Regions from separate parts of the Mus musculus genome. Here region 1 is linked to region 2. Evidence: chromatin loops called from intact Hi-C (ENCODE). Cell type or tissue: heart. All regions are shown on one strand. Links, peaks and the distances in the headings refer to the core of each region. The heading gives the core; the rest is flanking DNA. Region 1 overlaps Zfhx3 (zinc finger homeobox 3). Region 2 overlaps Zfhx3 (zinc finger homeobox 3).

Evidence for each region. Hi-C counts contacts between places; a loop is a spot of excess contacts. Peaks named below come from ENCODE experiments on the same cell type or tissue, not always from the same donor. Only the 100,000 strongest peaks of a DNase experiment are listed, where the experiment ranks them.
Region 1: it touches region 2 in a loop (2.0-fold over the local background); 4 of 42 quality-filtered maps call a loop at or near these places.

Annotation. Positions count from the first base shown.
Region 1 is chr8:108,893,012-108,901,335 of GRCm38, forward strand. The region is part of intron 4 of Zfhx3 (zinc finger homeobox 3); the gene reads left to right. Among named protein-coding and RNA genes, the nearest start is that of Mir3108, 40 kb to the right of the region's middle. In heart, for the core only: no CTCF peak of the experiment used is centred there; a DNase peak (open chromatin) is centred at 3,630; H3K27ac peaks cover 5,300 bases.
Region 2 is chr8:108,786,316-108,794,639 of GRCm38, forward strand. It overlaps Zfhx3 (zinc finger homeobox 3), which reads left to right. Exons shown (of 10, transcript NM_007496.2): 2 at 5,887-8,324. The coding sequence starts at 5,933. Among named protein-coding and RNA genes, the nearest start is that of Zfhx3, 76 kb to the left of the region's middle. In heart, for the core only: a CTCF peak has its summit at 4,400; DNase peaks (open chromatin) are centred at 4,476 and 4,746; H3K27ac peaks cover 249 bases.

The DNA of each region.
Region 1 (8,324 bases), core at 139-8,138, 110 kb after region 2:
CATATATATATACACATATATACTTGTTTTTTACATAAACAAAAAAATACAGTAAGATAAAACAGAAACTATCACCCCTATCACATCCACTCTAGGCGAATGTTGAACTCTTGATGGGAACTTTTCAGGGTACCCACGCATCTCCCGGAAGGTCCTCCCAAGACAACGCTCCAGACTGAGTCGGGCTGCACACCAGATGGTACAGTGGTTTTATAAACTCTGTTAATTTAGAGTTCTGCTTTTAAAGAATAGATTTATTTCCATTTTTATGTGACGTCTTTGTGTTCGCTCAGGTATGCATGCCACTTGTACACGTGCCTGCGGAGCCGGGAAGAGGGAGTCAGGTCTGTTGGAGCTGGAGTTACAGGCAGTTGTGAGATGCTCAGTGTCAGAACTGGGAACTGAACTCTGGTCCTTTGGAAGAGCAGAAAGCATGCAAAAGTCCAGACTAGAGAGATGACCATGAGATGAAGGGCACGTGGCTCCTCTTGCAGAGGATGTGGGCTGGGTTCCCAGCACCCACATGGAAGCTCACAACCATCTTTAAATTCCGGTTCCAGGGAATCCGTTGACTTCCTTTGACCTCGCAGACACCAGCCATGTACACGTGGTTCACAGACATACTCAGTCAAAGCACCTGCATGCGTAAAGTGAATATTTTTAATTAAGGAAAATTAAAACCTTAGTTGCAAGCCAATGTGTAGACATTTTTTAAAGTCCCTATTATTACTACGAGAGTTCATATTTGTGACATTTACTCGTGTCAGAGAATGAGAGCAAAGTCACGCGTGTCCAGGGGGACCTACGTGAAATTTCAGACGATAGTTTTCAGTAGTACCGGTGCAGCTCCTGCTTTCCCTGTGCGTCGTGGTTTCGCTCCGTTATTACATAAACCCCATTCACACAGAAGCACTTCCAAACAGTAGTGGTTTTAAGTAACCCGACTTGCAATCTCCCAAGAGTTTTGTCAGGCCAACGTGTCAAGTGTTTTAAGCAAAGTTCCTAACAAAACTAGTTACCTTGGCCCTCCGGCTGGTTAAGAGAACTCCAGTGAATTAAAGTTTGGCTCATGCACTTGTGCTTTGCTATTACAGTATTTAAGATTAAATCAGAATTTTAAAAAAAGGAAGGCAGAACTCCTGTATTTGTGGGTGCCAGAGAGCAGTTCAGACATCATATATTCTTTGACGTATATTGGGATTTTTTTTTGCCATCAGAAGGACCCAGGATTGTTCTCATTGGAAGTAGAGACCACTGTGTCACCCCCAGCAGGCGCCCCCATACAAGCCTTCTCCTATGCAGAGAGGAACTTCCCCAGTGAGGCCTCTTGCTTGCTTCCTTCTGCTGTCTGGGAGGATGACACCTACCCGGGGCATTGTCCTTGTTTAGGACCAGACTCTTCCTCTGTCCCGAGACTGTGGAAGTGCTGATGTCCCACTTGGAAAAAAAAATGTCATTTTCTATTTATAAAAGAGAGGAAACATTTCCACTGTTTATCCAAGAAGCCCCGAGCTGTGCTTTCAAACGCTAAGAATTACGTCCCCCATCATGGCCTCAGCCAGCGCCTGTGTTCTGTCACTGCTGGGGAAACGGCTGCTCTCTTTCTCCATGACACCCTCTCCTCGCTGGCTTTTGTCGCTTGTACAAACTGTCCTTCAACTAAATGCTCGTGTTTGCGAAGTTTACAAATAGCATTAGTACCACAGAGTGGAACAGTCATTTCTTCCTTTTTTAAATTTAATTTTAAACCCCCCCCCCAAAACAAAACAAAAGAAAACATGCTTAAACTTTAGAAACAGGCCTGGAGTAATATTTCAAGTGCTGGTTTTGGCGGTGAACTCCAGTTAGTACTTTGAAGACTGTGTCTTGAGAGCTAGGCAGTCTCCATGTTTTTTCTCAAAGCCGAAGGCTTGGCTCACCCCCTCTGCCGTCGTGATAATTCTCTGGCATTCGTAGTTACTAGAAGTCACTTGGGTCCAGCTCTAACTCTGCACACCCCATGTCTGCAGCACCCCAATTCTTTTCTAAAACAGTGCACCTAAACACTCACTGAGCCTGACAACATCTCCCCGACTATGGCTGCCATCATATAGGTATGGTTGAACTGGTCTATTGTATATATTTTGAAACAGCAGAGTTCCGCTTCTGCATGTAGGTTAGCTGATCATGTGATGCCAATGGGCAGTGGTTGTTGCTGATGTGGTAGTCTTTTTGTATGCAGGAGCTCAGATTGAAAGATGTGTGTGATACTATTTTCAACTCATGCCTGTAATTGCTGGGTATTAGTGCGCGTGTCCACGGTGCACAGAACAGCTGGTGTGACTGCTCCGAAGAGGCCAGTGGCTTGAGACAGTGCCCTAGATTGTCCCAAGAGCTGATGGCTGGAGTAGGTGTTTTCATGCTGGTCCCATGGTTGCGTGCGAGCATGGCCAGGTTCCAGCCTGGGGATCAGACTGTTGTGTTGGCCCCTTCTGCAGACACATCTGACTTTTCCAGTCCTTCTGTTTCCTGCCCCAGTCCCTCCACTATCTCCCTCCAGCTCATAGCCGCCCCCCCCCCCCACACACACACACAACAAAACCATTCTGTCATCCCTAAAATATAGAAGGATGGTTTTCAAATGCAAGAGCAGGGGAAAGAAAAGGACATTTGTTTTCTGTTAGATGAACCCTGAATAGCACCCAGACCAGCTGGGCTTTGGTAGACAGCTCAAGTCCAGGCATGCTGGACATGGCTCTGTCTCCTGTCCCTGAGCAACTCGGAAACCGAATGGCAGCCGCTGGCCAGGAATTGATTGAATTAATTGATATGCCAATAAGAGAGCTTGTTACATCCACCATTGGTTAGGAGGCCAGCTAACAAGTCTCCTGATCAATGGCACCAATAAAGATTTCATCCATTAATGAGCAACATGGTAATTAATGTTATCCATAAACCAATTAGCCTAGCTAGCTAACGCGCAGAGATTAGCCCAATGCATGGCATCACAGAAAGCGGGCAGATAACTAACTACCCATGTGGCATGGTTTGGGTCTTCAGGAAGCTCCACGGAAGAGATCCTAGCCCTCTGCAGAGTGTTCTAGGTGGAGAAAGGAAACATCTCTGATCCTGGCAGAGAGAAAAGGCTGCCAGCTTGCTGAGCCCCAACACTGGAGTGCAGCAGAGCCCCACACCTGGAGGCGCAGCTGGATAGATGCGTTTCTCTTCCTACCCTTCCGCTGAACAGCCTTCCTACAGGTCTCCAAAGGGCTGTTAGGGGTGTAATGGAATGACTGAGTCCCCAGGTCACTCTGGTCCCAGCTGGGCATGTTCTCCCTGAGGACACCCCATCTGAAGCTCACAGGCATTCCCCTGCGCTCCTGGAGGGCGGGCCATGGCCTCTTCTGGGAACCATGAGCAAGGTTGGTAAAGTAATTAAGCCCCCCAACCCCCACGTTTCACTAGGAAGAATTTTTTTTTCTTTTTTGCTAAAAGAAAAGAGAAACAGATGATTTGAAGCCGGGGCCCTTTCCCTTCCCCTGGTTTTCTGAAATGACATCAGTGGGGTGATTGCCAAGTATAACCTGGCAGCCTGGCGGCTCTGCCTGACTGCCTGAGATTTCTGGGGACCATGCAGCTCGCCAGCTCCAGCCGTGGCAGCATGCCAAGGTGACGTTCCGTGACTAAGCAGAAACAAGGGAGAGGGAGAGAGGGAGGAAGAAGGTATGTGTGGTTGGGGAGCCGGGGGAGAGAGTGGTCTGGGCAGGGTGTGGCATGGGGAGCCGGGGAGCTGAGGAGGCATGCCCGGGGGCACCAACTCAAGAGGCTGGATGTCAGGGGAGCACACTGGAAGGCCAGGAAGGGTTCCTTGGGCACTGCCTGGGGGTGGTGGTGGCACAGGGCAGCAGCCACGGATCCAGCCTGCGAGATTGCCGAATGAAGGGGTCCTGACTTCACAGGGAACCAAATGAGCCATGCACAGGAGCAGCCCAGAGGGCCTGGCCATAGAAGGAGGTGGCTTAGGGAAGCTTTTAGCAACATCAGGCCCGGGTGGTTCTCTGCAGCGGAGTTCGCTTTGCATTGTTAGGTATTGACCCTCAGAGACCCCTTGTGGATTCCCTAATTGAAAATTAATACTAGATCAATGCCATGAGCAATTTGCATATTGATCATAAACAACTTTGAAGGCACCGAGTGTGCAGTGAATCAATAGGGCCCCTGAATAGGCGGCGGAGGGAGCACCTCCCAGTACAGTACACTCCAAGAAAGGTTAATGCTTTGGGAAGTCCCTAACTGCTCAGTGTGGGGATCAGCCCCCCACACTGCACAGCATCCACAAGAGCAATTAGGGTCAGACCTAAGCAGTCGCCCCTCGACCTCCTCTGCTCCCCATCCCCAAACCCAGAGGTGGGGGCGGCTCTCTGTCTGTGTGATTCAGGGGCTGGACAGAAAGAAGGGTTTTTAGCAGTTTCCTTTTTTGGAGATAGATGAAGCCTTGGGGTGGTTTATTCTGGGAAATGCACTGTAAAAGGAACGAGCCAAGCTAAGGCTCCAGTGATTGTCCTGGCCCCTTCCCCAAACACAGTTTTGGTGAAATGAAATGGGGGGTGGGGTGGGGTGGAGCCTGGCTTTGGCGAGCTGCCTCTTCTGGCTTTTGCTCAATGAGGAAAACCCACACTAGCTTTTCCTTGGACAGAGTTGGCCCAGTCTTTGCTTCCTATTCATTGAGTTTCCACTTTCTGGCCTCTACCCCCCAGGCTCTATCATTTGCCCCCCACCTTGGGGGGGGGCATACCTTCCTGACCCTGCTCTGGCTCTCAGCCTAGTCTTTCTGCCTTTGCTACATCCCTGGCAGGCCTGGAAGGGGCTCCCAAAGGTAGGCACTTTTTACCTGACTCCCACTGCCTCCTCCCCCCTGCCTGGCCTGTCTCCAGTCCCTCTCCTCTCTTGGCGAGCGGAACAGCAAGTTGGCCAGCCCTGGTGAGAGCCACACACAGCTCTGTGCTTTTCTACCAAACCTGGCTGTCCAGCCATATCCCTGAGACAGGGAAGAGGGAGGCCTATGGAGCCAACCACAGAGGGGAGTGTGAGTTCACTAGGAGAGGCCTCTCTTCTGTGCAGGGAGCTGAGCAGACTTACATCCACAACAGCCAGTGTAAGAAAACACAGTTCCCCACCCAACTCTGAGTTTCTGTTGATTGTCCCCCTCCGAGTTCCATAAGGGCTAATTCAGGGCCTCTGTAGAGGCTCCTGTTACATCACAGGCAATACAGCTTTTAGAAAAGGGATGCACAAAAGGATCTGCCATGGTGGCTGATGTATGTATCTTTGTGCCATTACAATCCTGGATTCCCCTGCCGCCATCTTGAATCCTACTCTCATTCCTCGTGTTATCCTCTCAGCTGCCCCGTGCATGTTTTTGGCGCCTGGTGACCACTGCTGGCTTACCAGGCATCGAGACATGTCTCAGTACGACACCAAGCCTAGGCAGCGGGTGGGTGGTAGTCCCCTTCCCATGTGCATCTCTTCACCCTGGAGCCGGCTTTATCAGACTCACGTGTATTTATCAGCATATGGTAGCCTTTCTGTGGGGAAACTTTTTGGGGGCCTCCATGTGAAGAGGACTGCAACCAAGGCCAGATGCCATGGTAGTTGGGCCCAAGGTAGTGTGTGCTCACAGGAAGATGTAATGAGAAGGAGGAAGAGGAGGAGGAAAAGGAGGAAGAGAAGTCGGTGGCCGTGTGTTCAAAGACTCTGGCCCTGCAGTGGCCAACAAAACCTGTCAGGCCTTGGCCTCCAGAACCTGTGTGACCCTTGCCTTCAGTCACTGCTCTGGCTGGCCTTCGTGCCTAGGGTAGGTGTCACAGGTGAACAGCCAGTGGGCTGACAATAGATGGCAGGGGAGTGTGCTCCCCTGTAAGCCACAGTGGTAGTTGTAAAACATAACCAACCATTAGAAACATGTGCCTTGGCATTAGCCCTGTCGGCCCCCAGCCTGTGCCCTTCACCCGTCCCTGAGCCTCTCTCAGTCTCAGTTTCCTCGTCTGTGGAACGGAACGGTGGATTGCATTACTTCAGCCAAGTGGATGCTGTGTGGCTACCGTGTCCCCCATCAGGCACAAGTGTATGTCACCTAGCTGGGCGTGGGGCTGGTTCTCATGGTAGTGATAAAGGACAGGGAGCAAGCGAGCGCATCACCGTCGCTGGGTTAGCCCCCATGTGCCCAGCTGCCTGTATCCTCACTCTGCAATTAAAGCTTCTGTGACCAGGTCAAAGAAAAGGCTCCGTGGACAGGCGGGGTGAGCGGTGACCTGCAGGGACCAGGTGAAGAGCCCATGTGGCTGGGCTGGGCGTGGCTGGGCTGGGCGTGGCTGGGCGTGGCTACAGCCCCTGCCAGCCCGGCAGCCGTCCCTGTGCATGTGATTACCTCATTGTGGAACCATTCATTGACTTGGCTGCACCATGCTGATGAACTGAGACCGAGGACAAGAGCTCCTAATTGAGGGAAATAAATTCCCATCACAGGCCTGTCTGCGGCCAGGAGTAAGGACACACTGCATTGGGTCTGCACAGTGTTGGGGTGGGGATGCAGGTGTTTGTGTGGATACAAAGAGACAGCCTCCCCCACCCCCGCCCCCTTCCAGCCTGCATATCCATTGGGTATGGTGGTCGGAAGAAGGATGCAGGGGGCTGTGGTCCTGCCTCTGTCTCCCACTTGATGCCTTAGTTCCAGGAGGAAGTCTCGTGTGTGTTTGCACACTGCCGTCTTTCTGTGCACCTGCAGGGCAGGCACCTAACATGGCCTCCCTCAGGGTTCCCCACACCTGTGTTGTCTGTCATTTGCTCCATCTCTCTGTGTGCTTGCTGGCCTTCAGCTCTGTGCTCTTCAGGTCTCCCTCTTTGAAGACACTGAAGGGACACACCTCATTGCTGCCTTCCTCAGTAGAAGTTGTGTTTTGAAATGAGGCAAGGTGTGAGCAGGGTTGCTTTCCCAGTTATTCATCCACTTGCAGACGATTCAACAAAGAACTAGGCCTGGAAGTACTGACCACGGGAGCACTTAGCAAGACCTTAAGACAAAGAATTTAGGAACAGAGGGCTAGAGAGATGGCTCAGTGGGCAAAGTGCTTGCCATGCAAACCCAAGCCTGGTTCCCAGCACCCGTGTAAAAAACGGGGTGAAAGCAAGGTGCTGAGGTATGTACCCACATTCCTGGTGCTAGGGAGGCAGAGGCAGGAGGTGGAAGATTTCTAGGACTGAAGGTGAGCTCCAATTTCAGAGAGAGGCCGTGTCTTGAAAAAGGCAGAAAAGCTATCGAAGACGCTAGACAGTGTCTTTGGCTTCCACATGTACACATGAAGATGTACCCTCCACACCGCCATGAGCCACAAAGACAGACACACAAGAGAATCTAGGGATGAGAATCATTTTCAGAAAGCTGAACCAAAGAGTCCCACGAGCAGCCGCCCACGTTAACACGCCTGACCATCTCGCGACCGTGGATTTCCTAAGATGGGCAATGCGGGTCACCAGCCTCCGGTATCCCAGGTTGGCCGTTCCGAATCAGTTGTTTAGTTCCCAGTGAAGAGATCCCCCCTCCGGTGCTGTCTGGGTCGTAAGAGACATTTCCTGGAATGCACAGCCCATGTGCTGCCCACATAATGGCTGGGCCAGAGAGGAAGGTTGCCTCAGTTACAAAGAAGCACGGGCGGCGTACAGGCAGAGCAGAAGAGAAAAGGAGAGCCCTCACTTGACACCCTGTGACCCCAGCTGGTGGAGCTGAATGCTGGAGAGGCAGGGCTGGAATTGCAGTCACTTTAGATTATTTGGAGTGAGGAGAGGCAGGGAAAAAAAGGGTCTGTTGACTACAGGAAGCTGAATTCTTCCCCTACTGAAAAGCTTATTAGCGGAAGGGGAAAAACAATTACTTGACTTTGCCGGGCTCTCCGCGGCTGGGACTCGGGCCTGTGGCAGCAACCCTGCCACCCGAAGCCTTGGACTTACCCCGGACCTAGAGTGCTTCTGGGATCCACCCTTCCCGAAAAGATCATGGAGACATAAAAAGGGGAGGGGGGTGCAAGCATTGTCCTTTGTCCTGGCTTTAAAGCCTGGTAAGTTTCCGGCTTAAATGATATCTGGGATGTCATTTTCCAGCGGGGCAGAGAGTGAGGCACTATTTCATTTGCCTAGAAACTCAAATATCTGGGGTGTTGGGGGCCAGCCCTGTTTCTGAGTGCAGGCTTTTAGGTTTGTCTCTGGTGAGCTTGGTTCTGATTCCTGTTTGTCTTTTCTCTGAAAACACTGAGTCGCCGGCTAGAGACTCCCTGTCTCCACGTGGCTCCCTT
Region 2 (8,324 bases), core at 300-8,299:
TAAATGTCTTTGCCCTGCGTGGTGACTGTGTTTTCTTGCTGTCATTCCCCAAGCTGTTGATCTACATGAGTTTAATAGAGACAAGGCATCGGTCAGGTAGCCTGGTCAGTGGGTGCCTCGGCCTCCATGTTAGCTAGAAGTCATGGCATCCACCTGCTGTGGAATCATGCAGGCTCTATTATTTGAGAGATCTTGTCCTTGAGATGGGAATCTTCAGGAACCTCACTGAACACTCTTAGCTGGGTTTCTCAGGTCGCCAAGTCTCTGCTTGGTTTCCTTTATGTGTGCTCTCACGGGCCGTTTGCCAAGGCTCTCCTCCTTTGCCGAGAGGTTTCCCCTCACTCAGAGGAAGCTGTTTAAACCTAGGGAGAATTTGCACTCAGGGTTTCTCTGTGTAATAGCCCTGGCTGTCCTGGGCTCTCTGTAGACCAGGCTGTCCTGGAACTCGCAGAGATCCGCCTGCATCTGCCTCCGAAGTGCTGGGATCAAAGGCGCGCGCTGCCACACCCAGCCCATTCTTTTAACTTTGACAATGATGCTCCCATACATCACTCTTTCCCTTGTCTGGCTTTGGGAGGCACTGTACTTACTATGCACGCCATGCTCATTTGTAGCCTCCTCCTCAGGAGAACATATCTATCCGGACATATGCTAGCTTCACTTTAAATAATGGGCGAGCGAGCGAGCTTGCGGATGCATCTCTAGGTGTACAGCTTTTAAGTTATGCCCTTTTCAGTTTCCAGGTTTATTGTTATTATTATTGCACGTTTATGATGCGCATGTAGGCACGTGTGACAGTGGATTGGCACACTGTGTGTGAGGTCAGAGGGTAACATTTAGGAGTTGGCTTTGTCCTCCTACCTTTGGTTCTGGGGACTGAAGAGCAGGTACTTTTAGCCACTGAGCCATCTCTCTGGACCCTGCATTCCTGTTTTATTTTTTGTTTCTTCTCATTTGACATGTACATGAGTACAGGTGCCCAAGGAAGTTAGAGGTGCCACATCCCTAGAAGCTGGACTCACAGGCAGTCGTAAGCTGCCTGATGAGGGTATTGTGAGCCCAGCTGGGGTCTTAGGTCCTTAAAAGAGCAGTGAGCTTTCTTAACCACTGGGCCATCTCTTCGGTCCCACTATGCCCCTCCTTTCTTGAAAAGAAGCGAGGACATGGGACCTGCCGTCCGTGTGGCTTCTCTGTTCACGCGGTCTCTTCTAGCTTTCTGATGCTATGCAGAAAAAACAAAGAGGGCCACTTTAAGTTCTCCTGTTCGGACTGGTAGGTCTGAGCAGTCCCCGATCTTGAAACAGTCTCTGGGCACATGAAGATCTAATGCAAAGACTGGCTATCAGCATGCTTTGCTGTTGTCTTTTCTCACAGCAGACATCAAAGAAAAAATATCCCGAGTAGCTAAGAACACAGATCCTACAGCAGCTATCTGGCTTTGTCATTTAGGCTACCTCAATTTTACATCTCTGAAATGGGTATAAGAATAGCACCCACCCTAGAGCAGTTATGATTAAGCCTGTTGATACTGATTCGGTACCTAACTCATTAAGTGATGTTTCCATTATAAAGCCTTTAAAAAAGCTTTGGGGAAATATAGGCACAGGGAGGAAATGAACTCACCCATAACCCCACCTTCTCGAATTTACCTTCCTAACATTTTTTCATAGAAATACATGATGATGGCTTTATGTTTAGCAATGCACACTTTACTCCATTTGCAGCTGATCAGCTTGCAGTGCTTGTAAACGTTTTCTTCAGCATCATCAGCCTTATAACATGTTGAATTCCATGAACTCTAATTTATTTATTCTCTGTTTTTTGCCCGATTATTTCCATCTCTCCCCTTTTTTTTTTCGTCCTAAATCTTATTATGAACAATCTCATATGTCCACACATCTCCCGGGTTGTTTCCTTAGAATAAATTCCTGGAATGGAGAAATTGCTGAGTCAAAACATGTTGGCAGCATGTGCTGTGCACTGCCTGGGTCCCAGGAGAAGGGTGATCCTTGTATTTCTCCCTAGGGCAGGGCAAGGAGTCCCCAGAGGACCAGGCACCTTTGCCTGCTGGCTGACTTCTCTGGTGATGCCCTGCAGGTTCTCCACGTAGGCAACAGTTTCTCTTGCTGTCTCTATTCTCTTTGTTTTTCTTGCTTTCCCCTTTGTTTCCCTTCTTGGTTTCCTGCCAAACAGCCCCTCGTGAAAGGACCGCCTAATTAACCCTGTGCTAATTAACAATTTAAAATTACACAGTGTGACTGTTCATGTTTAATTCGATGGGAGCTGGAGCAGCAGGAGCCCCCTCCCCTTCCTTAGAACCACACACCCCTACTCAGCCTACCAGAACTGAGGCATTTCATTCATCTCTCCCTCCTCCCCCCTGCCTCCTTCATGGAATAAAACTGAACTTTCCTTACAACAAACACCCTCTCACTTTAAAGAGGGAGATAGTTGCCCAGGCGAGTGTGGCAGACCTGGTAGTAGCATTCTATCCTTGCAAAGCAATCTTTTTAAAAGAGATTGATATTTCCAAAACTGCAGTGGGCCTTAAAACAGGGAACCTTGATATTCTCACACAATACCCCCCCCCCTTTGTATTGGGGGATTCCTAAGGTGCCGGAATTCCTGTGCACTGAGTACTTTTCAATGGCAGATTTAAATGCTCCGCAGAGCAAAGAAGGGAGCAACAGTGCGTGCGCACAAACGCCTGATGGATCGCTTCCGTGTCTACCCTTGAATTTTGTCATCGGAAAGATGTGCTTTTATAAAATCTGAACTGAATTCCTAAACAAGTAGCATTGGAGTGTAGTTATTGAGGCCATTTAAAGGGAACCTGCGGGAGTAGCCAGGGGACCAAGAATTGGCCTGCAGGAAGGGTTGAGAGTTCCGGGTGAGCCAGACTGGAGTGTCTGTGGGATGGGGTCAGGGCTGGAGGGGAGGGCTTAGGGGGCTGAGGAGAGGTTTGTGAATGCTGAGTGGCAGGGCTTCCTGTGAAAGTGTGGGGACCCACTTGGTTCCCAGGCCGCCCTCTGTAACTGAAGAGCATTGATTTTACGGGAAACCATGTTTACAGACAGAGCGCTGATCGACCTGCCGAGTTGACTTCTGCCTCCTTAAGTAAGAACTACCTTTTTCTTATTGACTGGCTGATAAACAGAGCAAGCTCGCTGGGTGGGAGAGTAGTGGATGCCCCGAGGCCCATGAGCTGCCAGACTGGGCAGGATGAAGAGATTGCTTCACGTCAGCGCACCCCCACCCCCTTCCCAGTCTATTCCTTCTTCTCTGCATCTGCTAGGGACCCAGGCAGGAGGACACATGCAGCCTTCCTGCCCTGGCAATACAGAAACAGACAGGCTGGTCGTCTGGTGAAGATGTCGTGAAACAGCATCTCAAACTTTAATTCAGGGTCCCCAGAGATGATGTGTATCTGACAGGTCTGTTTGGGGTGGGGTGTGAGCCTGCATTTTTCAGGACAGTGCTATTGACGCATCTCCTTAAAAAGTTTCGCCTGCAGTCAGTGGGTATCGGGGAGAAGCTCTAACACAGGCGTTCTGGGCCTGGAAACTGGGCTTTCTTTCCCACCTGCATCTTTATGGGCTGTCACCTTCCTAGGATCGACCCCCAGACCCAATGCCCCAGTTCCCTGTCTTTCAGAACTAGTAACTTGCTTGGGAGTAGGGAACAAATTAAACGAGTCTCTCTCTCTCTTTCTCTCTCTCTCTCTCTCTCTCTCTCTCTCTCTCTCTCTGTCGTCGTCGTCGTCGTTGTTGTTGTTGTTGTTATATTCTGTTTTTAAAGTCCCAGCCCCTTAGCCGGCCAGTTCATGGAGGAGGAAGAAGAGAGCCAGGCAAGCAAAGCCCACCAATTAATTGGTAAATGCTAGCAGGTTTCTCTGGCCCAACCCAGGCTGGAGAGGAGATTGGCTTTGCTGTCAATAAACAAGTCCCTGGTGCAGCATCAAAGCTGTTCTCCTTTATCAATCGTGGCCTCCCCTTCCCGCATGTTCCTGTAACTTACCAAGCATTTATGACATTGATTTTACAATCGGGCTGTTAACCCTCCCGCCCCTTCAGACCTGCCATCCTTTTGGGCTTGAACTGTCAATCAGGTGTCATCCAGCCAATCAGGGATGTCCTTAGGAAGAGCCTCCCCCGATTCTCACCTAGATCCCAGCTAAGCCTTGTGGGAAGCCCTGTCTCATTTGCCACTGGGGCTGGTTTAGTGAGGTGATTTGTTTGAAGCGAACAGGTCGTTTCTAAGGCACACGGAACTTTTACCATCACAGAGGCCAAGGTTATCAGTCGATTGATTGGACAAGTGAGTGCGTGAGAGTCTTAAACCAATCATGGCACATCCTTTTGGAGGCCTCTGCAAGCCTGCCTTCTCCTCCTTTTCCCGAGGGGGAGCTGTTGGCTCACTATGCAGTCAAGCCCGGAGAAATACAGAAAGTCGAAGACAAGGTTGGCAGGAGATGGAGGGAGATGAAACCTAGCCAAAAGCTCTGTCTGCTGCTCATGAATGAGCTAGATGGCAGAGCAGGGACCAGATGGCCTGGGGTCTGTGACTAAAAGACTGAACCAGGTCTCCTACAGGTGCTGAGCCACCTGTAGGAGACCTGCAACAAGGCCATAACCACCCCCGAGGAGGTGATGGTACAGGAGCCAGGCAGCCTGTGATCTGTTGCTACCTTCCCCAGGGACATGAACTCTCAGAGGGCAAGTTCAGCTCAGTAGCACTCTGGAGTCGGAAACGGAAAAGCCCCAGGGCTGCAGGACAGCTGCTAGGGCAGCAACTAATAACCAAGAGGCAGCTGTGCAAGAGGGCCTTGGTCATCAGCCCAGCTGCCGTCTCTGCCTTTGCTAGGGGAAACCCACCCCATGCAAGGCGCATGGCGAACAGGCTCCCTGCAGATGGGCAGAAGGAGGTATTGCTCCCCAAGGAGGCATTGCCCCATTGAAAGTCGGGCCAGCCTCATCCTTGGTGCCTTCGTAGTTTCACTTGCGAAGTCTTCTGAGCTCCAGACGAGGAAGCTTTTCTAGTTTGGGGGTGAAGGAGATGGGAATTTGGGGGTGAAGGAGGGGGTCTTCTCTTCAGTTTGATGGTTGAGAATCGTGGCACCGGCCTCGGTTAGGATTTACCCTAGAAGGTTTACTGCTTGGGACATGTGACTTCTGATGTTTCCGAGACCCGATGGGGAGGGATGTGGGCCGTTGTCCCCCTTGGGCCCTTTTCAGGATGTACCTAAGCCTTTACCTTTGCCCTCTGACCCCTGTAGACCTTTGAACTCACCAAACCTGACACACGGGCACTGATTTCTCTATGTCACTCAGCTCTTTCTGAAGGTGGCCACAGCTTCTTCCCCTCATCCTCCCTGGTGTCCCCCCCCCATGCCCCCCCCCAGTGCAATTGATCTGCTACAGATGGCTTCATGTAAGTTATCTGTATTGGGGGGGGGGTGGGCGGGTCATTCCATGACCTCACTGGGTACTGGAAAGATGCTAAGCCTCTTCCACTGTGGCTCCCTGCCCAGCCTGTCTCAAAGCCCTGATGGCATGGAGTGAAAATTCCAGTGGATCGAACTGTAGAGTGACAGACAGTGTGAAGTCTAAGGGGCTTATCCCTGACCGCTTCCCTGTTTCCCACTCAACGCATGGACCCGGCTGTGTCGTCCATGGTGCCTCTTGCCCTCTCTGTACCGCACCGTGCAGGGGCCATGTTCCCCAGTCTGCCCTCTGCCCTGCAAGCTTTGTGTCGTGGGTGTGGACAGAAGCTTTCTTAGAGCACCCCACGCGGGGACTTTAGCCTCAGCCCTCCTAACCTCTTTCCTTTCTCTCTCTCTTTCCCCTCTCTCCCTCCTCCCCACCCCCCCTCGCCTCCGCCCTTCAGGTCCGATCCGTACTGGGTGCAATGAAAGCTCCAAGCAGGCCTTACCATGGAAGGCTGTGACTCGCCCGTCGTCTCGGGGAAGGACAATGGGTGCGGGATCCCTCAGCACCGGCAATGGACTGAACTCAACAGCGCCCACCTCCCCGACAAACCCAGTAGCATGGAGCAGCCCACAGGCGAGAGCCATGGGCCCCTGGACAGCCTGAGGGCCCCCTTCAATGAGCGCCTGGCGGACAGCAGCACCTCCGCTGGGCCGCCCGCCGAGCCCGCCAGCAAGGAGGTCAGCTGCAACGAGTGCTCAGCCTCCTTTTCCAGCCTCCAGACCTACATGGAGCATCACTGCCCTGGCACGCATCCCCCGCCGGCCCTGCGAGAGGAGAGCGCCAGCGACACCAGCGAGGAGGGCGAGGAGGAGAGCGATGTGGAGAACCTGGCCGGGGAGATCGTCTACCAGCCAGACGGCTCCGCGTACATTGTTGAGAGCCTGAGCCAGCTGGCCCAGAGCGGGGCCGCGTGTGGCAGCAGCAGCGGCAGCGGGGCTGTCCCCTCGCTCTTCCTGAACTCTCTCCCAGGGGTGGGGGGGAAACAAGGGGACCCTTCGTGTGCTGCACCCGTGTACCCGCAGATCATCAACACTTTCCACATAGCCTCATCCTTCGGGAAATGGTTTGAAGGCTCAGACCCGGCCTTCCCGAATACCTCAGCCCTGGCGGGGCTCAGCCCTGTCCTGCACAGCTTCCGCGTTTTTGACGTGCGACACAAAAGCAACAAGGATTACCTGAACAGCGATGGTTCTGCCAAAAGCTCCTGCGTATCCAAAGATGTTCCCAACAATGTGGACCTGTCCAAATTCGATGGCTTTGTGCTCTACGGCAAGAGGAAACCCATTTTGATGTGTTTCCTGTGCAAACTCTCCTTTGGGTATGTGCGTTCATTTGTGACCCACGCGGTGCACGACCATCGAATGACCCTGAGCGAAGAGGAGCGGAAACTTCTTAGCAATAAGAACATCTCCGCTATCATCCAAGGGATTGGCAAAGACAAGGAACCCCTTGTAAGTTTTCTGGAACCAAAAAACAAAAACTTTCAACACCCTTTAGTTTCCACAGCTAACCTCATAGGCCCCGGACACAGTTTTTATGGTAAATTTAGTGGCATTCGCATGGAAGGGGAGGAGGCCCTCCCAGCCGTAGCCGCTGCTGGCCCTGAGCAGCCCCAGGCTGGTCTCTTGACCCCCAGCACCCTCTTGAACCTTGGCGGGCTTACCAGCTCGGTCCTGAAGACCCCCATTACCTCAGTCCCCCTGGGGCCTCTGGCTTCTAGTCCTACCAAATCCTCAGAGGGCAAGGACTCTGGGGCAGCTGAAGGAGATAAGCAAGAATCGGGGGGTCATCAGGACTGCTTCTCCGAGAAAGTAGAGCCAGCCGAGGAAGAGGAGGCAGAAGAGGAGGAAGAGGAGGAGGAAGAGGCGGAGGAGGAGGAGGAAGAGGAGGAGGAAGAAGAGGAAGAGGAAGAGGAGGGCTGCAAAGGACTCTTTCCAAATGACCTGGAGGAGGAGCTGGAGGACAGGCCCTCCGAGGAGTCTGGGGCCCCCGCAGGTGGTAGCAGCAAAAAGGACCTTGCTCTCTCAAACCAAAGCATTTCTAACTCCCCCTTAATGCCTAATGTGCTCCAGACCCTGTCGAGGGGCCCAGCTTCTACTACTTCTAACTCTGCTTCTAACTTTGTTGTCTTTGATGGTGCGAACAGGAGGAGTCGTTTAAGCTTTAACAGTGAGGGCGTCAGGGCCAACGTGGCAGAGGGCAGGAGGCTGGACTTCGCTGACGAAAGTGCCAATAAAGACAGTGCCACAGCACCAGAACCAAATGAAAGCACAGAGGGCGATGATGGGGGCTTTGTCCCTCATCACCAGCACGCTGGCTCCCTCTGCGAGCTTGGGGTCGGGGAGTGCCCCTCAGGTAGCGGTGTGGAGTGCCCCAAATGTGACACGGTCCTGGGCTCCTCACGCTCGCTGGGCGGCCACATGACCATGATGCATTCTCGTAACTCGTGTAAGACGCTCAAGTGCCCCAAGTGCAACTGGCACTATAAGTACCAGCAGACACTGGAGGCGCACATGAAGGAGAAGCACCCGGAGCCAGGGGGCTCCTGCGTCTACTGCAAAAGCGGGCAGCCCCACCCGCGCTTGGCACGAGGCGAGAGCTACACGTGTGGTTACAAGCCTTTCCGCTGCGAGGTGTGTAACTACTCCACAACTACCAAAGGCAACCTCAGTATTCATATGCAGTCCGACAAACATCTCAACAACATGCAGAACCTGCAGAACGGAGGGGGCGAGCAGGTCTTCAGCCACAGCGCCGGGGCCGCGGCCGCCGCCGCAGCTGCAGCAGCGGCCGCCGCCAACATCGGCAGCTCCTGCGGTGCCCCCTCCCCCACCA